Regions from separate parts of the Homo sapiens genome. Here region 2 is linked to region 1. A link is an interaction called in ENCODE POLR2A ChIA-PET data of the cell type or tissue named here. Cell type or tissue: Panc1. All regions are shown on one strand. Each heading gives the region's core, and the rest is flanking DNA. Links, peaks and the distances in the headings are about the cores only. Region 1 has its middle 26 kb from the start of SNX29-AS3. Region 2 overlaps LOC107984137 (a long non-coding RNA gene).

Evidence for each region. ChIA-PET counts read pairs that join two places held together with the same protein. Peaks named below come from ENCODE experiments on the same cell type or tissue, not always from the same donor. Only the 100,000 strongest peaks of a DNase experiment are listed, where the experiment ranks them.
Region 2: POLR2A ChIA-PET joins it to region 1 with 6 read pairs; 2 of 35 experiments call an interaction of 5 or more read pairs at or near these places.

Annotation. Positions count from the first base shown.
Region 1 is chr16:12,634,097-12,639,477 of GRCh38, forward strand. No RefSeq gene overlaps it. Among named protein-coding and RNA genes, the nearest start is that of SNX29-AS3, 26 kb to the left of the region's middle. RefSeq lists an enhancer at 4,936-5,230. In Panc1, for the core only: no CTCF peak of the experiment used is centred there; no DNase peak of the experiment used is centred there.
Region 2 is chr16:13,313,342-13,318,722 of GRCh38, forward strand. LOC107984137 (a long non-coding RNA gene) reads left to right here. Exons shown (of 3, transcript XR_001752087.2): 3 at 2,419-4,407. It also overlaps a transcript of SHISA9 not described here. Among named protein-coding and RNA genes, the nearest start is that of SHISA9, 410 kb to the left of the region's middle. In Panc1, for the core only: no CTCF peak of the experiment used is centred there; a DNase peak (open chromatin) is centred at 2,903.

The DNA.
Region 1 (5,381 bases), core at 185-5,184:
TCTCACCTGGAGACCTTATTCAAGTTTTGATAATTGTCCCAGTGATGCTCTTTAGAGCAAAGGGACACAGCTCAGGATCGCATGCTCTCATCAATCTTCCTGTCTCTTTCGTCTCCAGTCTGGACTGAACTAGAAACGATGGGCTGGGTGTGGTGGCTCACACCTGTAATCCCAGCCCTTTGGGAGGTTGAGGTAGGCAGATCACCTGAGGTCAGGAGTTTGAGACTAGCCTGGCCAACATGGTGAAACCCCATCTCTACTAAAAATACGAAAATTAGCCGGGCATAGTAGCACATGCCTGTAGTCCCAGCTACTTGGGAGGCTGAGGCAGGAGAATCGCTTAAATCCAGGAGGCAGAGGTTGCTGTGAGCCGAGATCACACCACTGCACTCCAGCCTGGGCGACAGAGTGAAACTCTGTATAAAAAGGAAAAGAAAAGACAAAAATGAAAGAAAGATGGGAAAGAGGGAAGAGGGAAGGAAGGAAAGGAAAAAAAAAAAAGGAAAGGAGAGAGGGAGGGAGCCTCCACATTTTTAGAACATCCTTTTATTGTCTGAACATCAACATTTCTCAGCAGGAAAATTTGGAAAACCATAGCAAAACCCAGAGGAAAAATCTCACTACAGAATCACCAAGCCCAGTAAAGCATTGTTTACTCTTGGACGGGTTCCTCGATTTTTGTTCTTTGATCACATTTGAGATTATAGTGAATACATAACATTTTGTGGGTACGTAGCCTCTCACGGCAAGCTTATAAAAATACTGACTTTTGCCCTTGCTCTTTCTATCCCAAGCCTACTGAACAGAATCCCCAGGGCTGGGGATCTCAGCATCCATATTTTCCAATAGTTCTCAGGTGTGCTGGTATACCCACTCAAGATTAAGAACCACTCTTTGCATTCTGCCTTTGTCATTTAATATTATTTCCTAAACATTTCCCTTCACCACTGGAAGCTCTTGTCAATTACTTATATGAGCATGCATTATTTATATTATGCAAATAATTTTTTAAAAGATCTTTTACCAGCCAGACTCATAATTCTGCTTTATAACTTGTGTGAGAGGATTTGCCTAGAGTCGGGCGCTTGGCTGGAGTGAGGGGAACGTTTGTGGAATCTCCATGAGACAAATTGGACCCAAAAATCAGGAAACAGAGTGAAGTGGAATCTGTCCTAGAGACTCACACGTTTTTAGGAAATCATGAATTGGTGACATTACACTGGATGGTAATATCTAGTCAAATTTAAAATACACATCCAGGCCAGGCGCGGTGGCTCATGCCTGTAATCCCAGCACTTTGAGAGGCTGAGGTGGGTGGACCATCTGAGGTCAGGAGTTCAAGATCAGCCTGGCAGTGAAACCCCGTCTCTACTAAAAATCCAAAAATTAGGCGGGCGTGGTGGTGGGCGCCTGTAATCCTAGCTACTTGGGAGGCTGAGGCAGGGTAACTGCTTGAACCTGGGAAGAGGAAGTTGCAGTGAGCTGAGATCGCGCCATTGCACTCCAGCCTGGATGACAGAGCGAGACTCTATCTCAAAAAAAAAAAAAAATACACATCCAGCTGGGGAACACAGCGAGACCCCTTCTCTACAAAAAAAAATAAAAGATTAGCCAGGTGTAGTGGCACCCACCTGTAGTCCCAACTATTTGGGAGGCTGAGGTGGGAGGACTCCTTGAGCCCAGGAGTTGGAGGCTGCAGTGAACTATGATCACACCACTGCACTCTAGCCCATGCAATAGAGCAAGATCCTGTCTCAAAAAAAACAACAAACAAACAAACAAACAAAAAGAAAAAAGCTTAGACTTTGATCCAACAATTCTACTGCAAGGAATTGTTTTTCTGTGAATATACTGCACATAAAGCAAGGACTGAGGATGTAAAGAGCTCACTGAGGTATTGTTTGTGATAACGAATGACCACATACAGCATAGACATCCATCCACACAATACGGAAATGATGTAATAAACACCATGGAAAGAATGTAGCATTCTTTGTGCTTTTGAGCCACTTCCAAATATCTTATTAAAATAATTGTGTGCCTTTTTAAAAAAATTAGATATACGTATTCCTAGACATGAGTATTCATATTTTCATAGAGACCCTGTCTCTACAAAAATAAAAATAATTAGCTGGGCATGATGGTGGTGTGTGCCTGCGGGCCCAGTTACTTGGGAGGCTGAGGCAGGAGGATCACTTGAACTTGAGCCTGGGAATTTGAGGCTGTAGTGAGCTGAGATCGTGCCACTGCACTCCAGCCTGGGCAACAGAGCGAGACTCCATCTCAAAAAAAAAAAAAAAAAAAAAACCACTTATGGAAGGATACACAAGGGACAGTTAAAATAGTCATGACTTGTGGGGAGGTGGCGTTGCAGGTCAGTGATAAAAGTGAGATTTGATTATTTATTTATTTATTCCTGTATTTATTTTTGAGATAGGGTCTTGCTCTGTCACCCTGGCAGGCTGCAGTGCGATGGCACTATCATGGCTCACTGCAGCCTCCAGCTTTGAGGCTCAAGTAATCCTCCCACTTCAGCCTCTTAAGTAGGTGGGACTATAGGCGTGCACCACCTTGCCCAGCTAATTTTTTATTTTTTATAGAGATGAGGATTCTCCATGTTTCTCTGGGCTAGTCTCGAACTCCGAGGCTCAACGGATCCTCCCACCTCGGCCTTTCAAAGTGCTGGGATTACCGGCTTAAGCTACTGTGTCCAGCTGATTTTTATAATGTATCTTCCGGTGCTGTTTGAAAATTTTACCATGTGGTTGTATTATCTATTCAGGAGGCTGAGGTGGGAGGATTTTTAAAAACTTTTTAAGAACTAACTACAAATAAAGAGATGCTACTGAAACAGTAGCTTCAGCGGGAAGGCAGTGATTTGGAGCATGTGTGGGTGGAGCACAGGCCCGGCGTCGTATTTCTAGGTGATCCTAATGGGTCTTGACACCTTCACCTAATTAAAGTGGGCGAGCACAGAGGTGTCTGCTGGTTCTCGGAGTGCATCTGTCACCGGTCCCGCCACAGCGGGAGGCTAGCATGCTGAGCATGTGGAATGTGGAGCCTCGGCCCTGCAGCCTGGGCAGCTGGAGTTCAGACCGCGGGTTCCCAGATCAGCTCCCAGCTCACTAGGCTTCTTGCTATGACAGATACAGGGCAGCAGAGTGTTCAGCCTCCAGCTTCCAGGCAGCCCACCTGCCCTTTCTGTGCTGTAAATGCCTCCTCCCAGGTTCATGGAGTGGCTACCGTGCCTTGAAGCCCACCTGTGTCCAGTCTAATGTGATGGTCATGAGTGTAGGCTCAGAGGGCAGAGAGAAGTGCCTTGGAGACCTGCTTTAGGCCAGGCGCGGTGGCTCACGCCTGTAATCCCAGCACTTTGGGAGTCTGAGGCAGGCGGATCACCTGAGGTCAGGAGTTCGAGACCAGCCTGGCCAACATGGTGAAACCCCATCTCTACCAAAAAAGTACAAAAACTAGCCGGGCTTGGTGGCATACGCTTGTAATCCCAGATACTCGGGAGCTGACGCAGGAGAATCGCTTAAACCTGGGAGGCGGAGGTTGCAGTGAGCCGAGATCATGCCATTGCACTCCAGCCTGGACGACAGAGTGAGAATCCATCTCAAATTAAAAATAATAATAAGAAAAACCCCGCTTCAACCACTTACTGTGCAGCCTTGAGAACTGTACCCAGTTTTTGTGAGCCCTTGTTTCCTCATTGGTAAGATAGAGTTAATAATATCTCTCTCTCCAGGGGCTGTAAGAATTAAATGAGGTCATTTGTAGGAAGAATTCATCAAATATCAATTATTTATTTCATGAACAAACCTTTATCAGGCACGCTAGTAGGTGCCAAATCCCCTGCTAGGAGCTGGAGATTTAAAAAATTATTTATTTATTTATTTATTATTGAGACAAAGTCTTGCTCTGTCACCCAGGCTAGAGTGCAATGGCATGACCTCCGCTCACTGCAGCTTCTACCCCCCGGGGTTCAAGCCATTCTCGTGACTCAGCCTCCTGAGTAGCTGAGATTACAGGTGCCCGCCACCATGCCTGGCTAATTTTTGTATTTTTTTGTGGAGACAAAATGAAAGAAAACATTGGGTTTCACCATGTTGGCCAGGCTGGTTTTGAACTCCTGACCTCAAGTGATCCTCCTGCCTCAGCCTCCCAAAGTGCTGGGATTACAGGTGTGAGCCACCGCACCCGGCCAAATTTTTTTTTTTAAACGGCTGGGCAAGATGGCTTCTGCCTGTAATCCTAGCACTTTGGGAGGCCTAGGTAGGAGGACCCCTTGAGCCCAGGAGTTTGAGACCAGCCTGGGCAATATCATAAGACCCTTGTCTCTACAAAACTCTTTTTTTTAAAAATTAGCCAGGTGTGGTGGCACATCCTGTAGTCCCAGCTACTCAGGAGGCTAAGGGAGGAGGCTCTCTTGAGCCCAGGAGTTTGAGGCTGAAGTAAGATATGATTGCACCACTGCACTCCAGCCTAGGTGACAGACCAAGACCTGTCTCTAAAAAAGAAAAAAACAGTGACATGGTTTTTGCCGTTAAGTAATTCACAGTCAAACAGAAAAGAGGTAATATATAATATTAATAGTTTTTAAAAAACAATCCCAGAAAAAAACTGTCCCAGATTTATCATCTTATTTAATTTTATTACAATCCTCTGAGGTAGCTATTATTATTCGTATTTTATACATGAGGAAATGAAGGTCCAGAGAAAAGTGGAGCAGTGCACTGGAAGGTAAAGGAAGTTAATTGGCTAACAGACAAGAGAATTCTCTGGGGTTCTCTGGTGACAGTTAACACACTCTTTCAAGGCTACTTTAAGCAATTTTTTTAAATGGAGGAAATTTGACATAGGGATCCAGGGGCCTCATGTAATGCCTGTCATCAAAGTGCAGACAATGTAGCTAGCCCTCCCCCAGGAAAAATAGGAAGTAGGACAAAGTATTTTCTGCATCAAAGCCAGGCCTGTCTTTCCTTCTTTCATCATTGCCTCCTTTTGTGCATCTGCCTCTTTCTTCATCGTCAATCTGTCTTCAGAGCACAGGGCAGAAAATGACGATCCTTGACTCAGACACATACCATCTCCATGACTGATACATACCATCTCCATGGAGGAGACCAGCCGAGATAGCAACAGGACTCCTCCAAGGAAAGACAATCTGGTTGGCCCAGGCTGGACCACGTGTTTACTTCTTGACCAATCAGCTATGGCTAGAAAGTCAAGTAGCCTGCTCATTGGTGGAGCAGGTAATCTTCAAACAGGAGGGTCTGGGTGGCTGTGTCCACCCTGGGAACCTCCAGAAAAACAATAAATTTCAATAAACAGAGCAAAAGGGGTGTCCAAAAAAGGACTTCCTGAAGAAGATGACATTG
Region 2 (5,381 bases), core at 80-5,079, 680 kb after region 1:
AATTTAAAAATAAAGGCATAACTTGGGAGAAGAGGCAGGAGAAAATATGTGTTTGGAGATGGTGGTAGAAATGAACCCAACTCCCAACCATCATAGCAGGAAATCAACAGATAATTCCTGAAGTAGAGACATCTAGAAGTCACATGTTATTTAGCCATATGGAGGTAACAGAGAAACTTCAAATGAAAATGCTTAAAAAGTGGTTCCCAAGGGGATATGACTAGATGAGGAGGGTGGTGTGTGTGGAAATAGGGGAGGGAACTATTGCATTTCACTATTGAAAAGGAAACATTGTTTATGAATAGTCTGTAATAACATAGAAAAATATTTCTAATTGAAGTGGAAAGGCTTGTAACAAATTGTATACACAGAACTTTAGCAAGTATATAAAAATGAAAAAGAAAATAAGCAAAATGCTATGCATAGGGAAATGCCAAATTATCTACAGCTCTCTGGATGGTGGGAAACAGGATCATTTTATTTTTTGTCACAACCTTCTTCATTTCTGTATTTCCCCAATTTTCTATAGCAGAATTGCATTACTTTTATAATGCCAAAAGAAATTACACATTAAAAGACTTGAATGGTAGCTCTTTGGTTCAGTTTTCTATACTCTCTGTGTTAGATAGGTATCAAAAAGGAAGGTTTGGCTGGGAGTCAGAGGTCGTGGGATTTTGCTTTTGCTCTGCTAACAATAAGCTGTACCTCATGGGTGGGTTCCCAGCCTCTTCTCTTCTACTGCAAAGGGAAGGTTGAGCTAGGTGATCTCCAAGCTTCCTTCTTTCTCTTGCACTTTAGGATTAATTCTAAAGCAATTCATTATGCACTGGGAGCAACTCCTTATTCTTTCATTTTTATTTCATTTTTTTTTATTTTTTTATTTTTTTTTGAGATGCAGTTTCACTCTTGTCTCCCAGGCTGGAGTGCAATGGCACGATCTCAGCTGACTGAAACCTCCGCCTCCCGGGTTCAACCAATTCTCCTGCCTCAGCCTCCCGAGTAGCTGGGATTACAGGCATCTGCCACCATGCCCAGCTAATTTATTATTACTATTAGTAGTAGTAGTAGTAGTATTTTTAGTAGAGACAGGGTTTCACCGTGTTGGCCAGGCTGGTCTCAAACTCCTGACCTTTGGTGATCCTCCCACCTCGGTCTCTCAAAGTGCTGGGATTACAGTCATGAACCACCACGCCCAGCCTATTTCATTTTATTTTTAACAGCTTTAGTGAGGTATAATTGATATACCAAAAAAAAACGTGCATACATTTAATGAATACAGTTTGATGAGTTTGGACATATGCACACATCTGTGAACCCATCGCCACAATCAACATCATAGATACATCCATCATATCAGTTCCAAAAGTTTCCTTGTGTCCTTTTTCTCTTTTTTTTCTTTGTGGTGAGAATATTCATATACGTAATTTAACATAGTCAAATTTATAGAAGCAGAGAATAGAATGGTGATTAGCAGGGCCTAGAGGGAAAGGAAATGGGGAGTTGTTCAATTGGCATAAATTTTCAATTATGCAGGATGAATACTCTCTACAGATCTGCTCTACAATATAGAACCTGTAGTTGACAATACTGTATTATGCTCTCAACAATTTGTTAAGAGGGTAGATCTTCTGTTAAGTGTTCTTACCACAGCTCCTTATTCTTAGTCATCATGATCCACACAACAGGATCCCAGTCCCGTTTGGTTCCCTTGAAATGATCTGTGTGTGCACCCTTGTCAAATAGAACCTGCTGTTGGCATCTCAGATGCAGCAAAGAGACCATGGGCTTTGGAGTCCGGCAGACCTGGCCACTCATTTATTGTGTACCTTGGGGGAAAATCACTTGTAGCATAGCACCTGCAATGCTGACTGGTACACAGTGATTTGTAAAGAAGAAATTTCTCTGAACCTACCTCCCTGTCTTTAAAAGGAGACACATAACAATAATCCTTACTTTCTAGAGTAATTGTGAGAACAAGAGAGCTTGTATGTCAAAGGACGTAGCATAGTGTGTGGCACATGACAGGGTCTTAGTAAGAGGAAGCTGTCACTACAGTACCCAATCTTTAGTATGTTTATAAAGCTTAGCACAGAGGTTTATGCCCCATATTCATTACCTCGTTTAATCTTCTTGTGGTCCTTCCAGTTAGGGAGGGATTTCTCTCAGGTTGGGGCTACAACATGAAGTGTAGCTAAGAGCATGGACTTGAGACAAACAGACTTCCATTGTCTAGCTGTGTAATTAGGAAAGTTATGTAACTTCTCAAAGCACCTTTATTTTCTCATCTGTAAAATGGGATGTTAATAGGATACCTACCTCAAGGATGGTAGTGAGAATTAAATAAATTACTGTATGTAAATTGCATGGAGGAGTGCCTGGTGCATAATATAGTTAGCTATTATTATTCTTGTTTTACAGATGAGATCACTGAAACTGGAAGTGGATGGATAGCTCTCCTATGGAGGAGGGTCACACATTTAAGAGTGAAAACATGAACCCAGGCGGGTAGAAGCCATCACTTGCTTGCTTAATCATCATGCTGTTTACCCTCTCCCTGGTCAACTATTTAGCATAAGTGAATATGGATAAAATTGCCCAGATGAACTGTTGCTCACTACATATTGCATTTGTAGGTTAGAGTAAATAACATCTGATAGAAAGTGTCATTACAATTAAAAAAAAAAAGAGAGAGAGCTTCAGATGCCCAGTGTTGTACCCAAGCTAAAGATGAAGGATGGCATTTGGAAAGGGCATATCACAGGGACTGCAGAGCCTGGGCATGGAGCGATGACTCAACACTGAGTCCCTGGTTGCTACCCACAGTCTGGATGGCTTGCTGGTAGCCTGGGAAGCGAGGGTGGAGGGGTCAGTGGCTTTGTGTTGGAAATTGTGGAGCAGAGAAGAAACAACTATTGCAAAAGTTTCCTGCAACCACAGAGAACGTGTCCAGAGTGATTTATTGCAACTGGAGTTTCATTATTTCCTTCTGTCTAGGGGATTCTGTGTGTAGGTTTCTGCTGACCTCCTTCCCCAGGAAGCGAGAACAGAATGTGACCTCTCCTTGTTCTTTATTGAGTCCAAGTGCTCAAATGCACCTTCAGGTCAGACGCAAACCCATGAGGGATCTACTTTGAGCCCACAATCATGGAATTCTGATGTGCTACAAGGTGGCAGTAAAAATGGAAACCATCATTCCTGATATTTTAAGCCAGTACCATGTTCCAGTCATACTATATCACCGAATCTAAAATGACTTCAATAACTTTCACTTTTGTTTCATGTACCACTAAGAAAAAAAACCCTCCATCCAATAACCTAGGATATACCCTCAATTGTAAGTCACATTCCAATTCCAGAGATGATAAAATGTGGTAAACATGTGTCTGAAGAGTAATTCAATATAGTGTTAGCTCATTTGATCCTCCCATTGACTCCACAAAGCAGGCATAAATATACACCTCCTTCAAGAATAGGAAAGTGGTTCAGAGATATTAGATAACTTGTTCAAAGTTAAACAGTCAGTAAGAAAGGGCCAAAATTTAAACCTGGGCAGCCTGATGCAAGCCCATGCACCTCCTGCAACCTGCAAGTCACCTGTTCTCTGTGCATTTAAGGAAGGAAGCCTGGTGGTATCTTCGTGTTCCTTCTCTCCCTTTCCTCAGCTGAACTTCAGGCTTCACACATTACAGCTTCCCTGTCCCAGACTGAGTCCCTAGCTGCTTCCAGAGGCCAGTAGAGCCCCAGAGGTCAGAACTTCCTCCTTGAATCTTTTCAAAACTCTCTGGTTGGGAACAGCAGAAACTATCAATAGCAGACGGGGAGCTTGTTGGGAGAAAAAGGGCAGCTTGCAGAATGGACCAGAGAGTGGGACATGGGCAACGCCAGGAGTCTGGATGCCAAGAAGTCTTCAAACCTCTCCTTGTAAGAATCTGCATTAGCCAATTCTGATTAATTTTCCTAAAGTCGTGTCACAAAATGCAAGAGTCAACATTTCAGGACAGACAACCCCGTTGAGGATTCTCAGGGGAAGTGTAAACTCAGCAGGGAGTTCTTCAAGAGGAAATTTAGGCAAAGAGTTCAGGCTTTGGGTTCAAACTGCCTTCTTTTTTTAAATTTTATTATTATTATACTTTAAGTTTTAGGGTACATGTGCACAACATGCAGGTTTGTTACATATGTATACATGTGCCATGCTTGTATGCTGCACCCATTCATTCAAACTGCCTTCTTGCACAGCCAGCTCTGCCTACCCTCTGGGTGACCCTGGGAACCTAACCCCTATGCACCTCAGTCCCTGCCTCTGTAGAATGGAGATCACAACAGCCCTACCTCACAGGGCTTGGAGGATGTAGGAGATGATGCTTCACACCATGTACACAGCAAGTGCTTAATAAATGTTGGCAACCATCTGTCCCTTCATGTGTCAAACTTTGAAAGTTACAGCTCTTTGTCACAGAAACTTTCTGATGCCTACAACTTCATGATTTTTTTTCCAGAAGTATCTAAAGTCCCTAAGATTGGAAATGCCTCATGTTTGATTTTGAGCTACCACTTGGAAGTGAAAACCCTCAGGTCTCAAATTTTCTGTTGAAAATATGTAATATCTGACATTGGTATATAAATGGATCATTTCCATAGTCATCCTTCAAATGCCTTGTTTTTTTTTTTTTGATCCACTATGTACATAGTCTGTGCCCAACACTGTGGCAATGTCTATAATCTATATGCAAGGAGATAAGGTCTGTATCATTCATGAATTTATGACTTAATAGGTCAGAAACCTATTAAGTTGTAAACAATAGGTCATAAACTTAAGGAATAAACTAGGTTTCCCAACCTCATACTATTGACATTTTATCAATTCTTTGTTGGGAGGAGCCATCCTGTGCATTGTAGGATGTTTAGAACATCCCTGGTCTCTACTTCTAGATGCCAGTAGCAAATACCCTTCCCTTTAGTTTTAAAAACCAAAAATACCTCCATTTTTTTTTTTCTTTTTGAGACAGAGTCTCGCTCTGTTGCCCAGGCTGGAGTGCAATGGCACGATCTCGGCTCACTGCAACCTCCACCTCCTGGGTTCAAGTGATTCTTCTGCCTTAGCATCCTGACTGAGTAGCTGGAAGTACAGGTGTGTGCCACCCCTCCCATCTAATTTTGTGGTTTTAGTAGAGACAGAGTTTCACCATATCGGCCAGGCTGGTCTCAAACTCTTGACCTCAGGTGATCTGCCCACCTCTGTCTCCCAAAGTGCTGGGATTTGGGAGCCACCGTGCCTGGCCCTCCAGACGTTTCTAAATGTGCCTTGGGGTGCAATGTTGCTCCCAGCTGAGGACCACTGTGGTGGATCAACATAAGCTCCAAGAGAAACTAGCTGTCTCTGT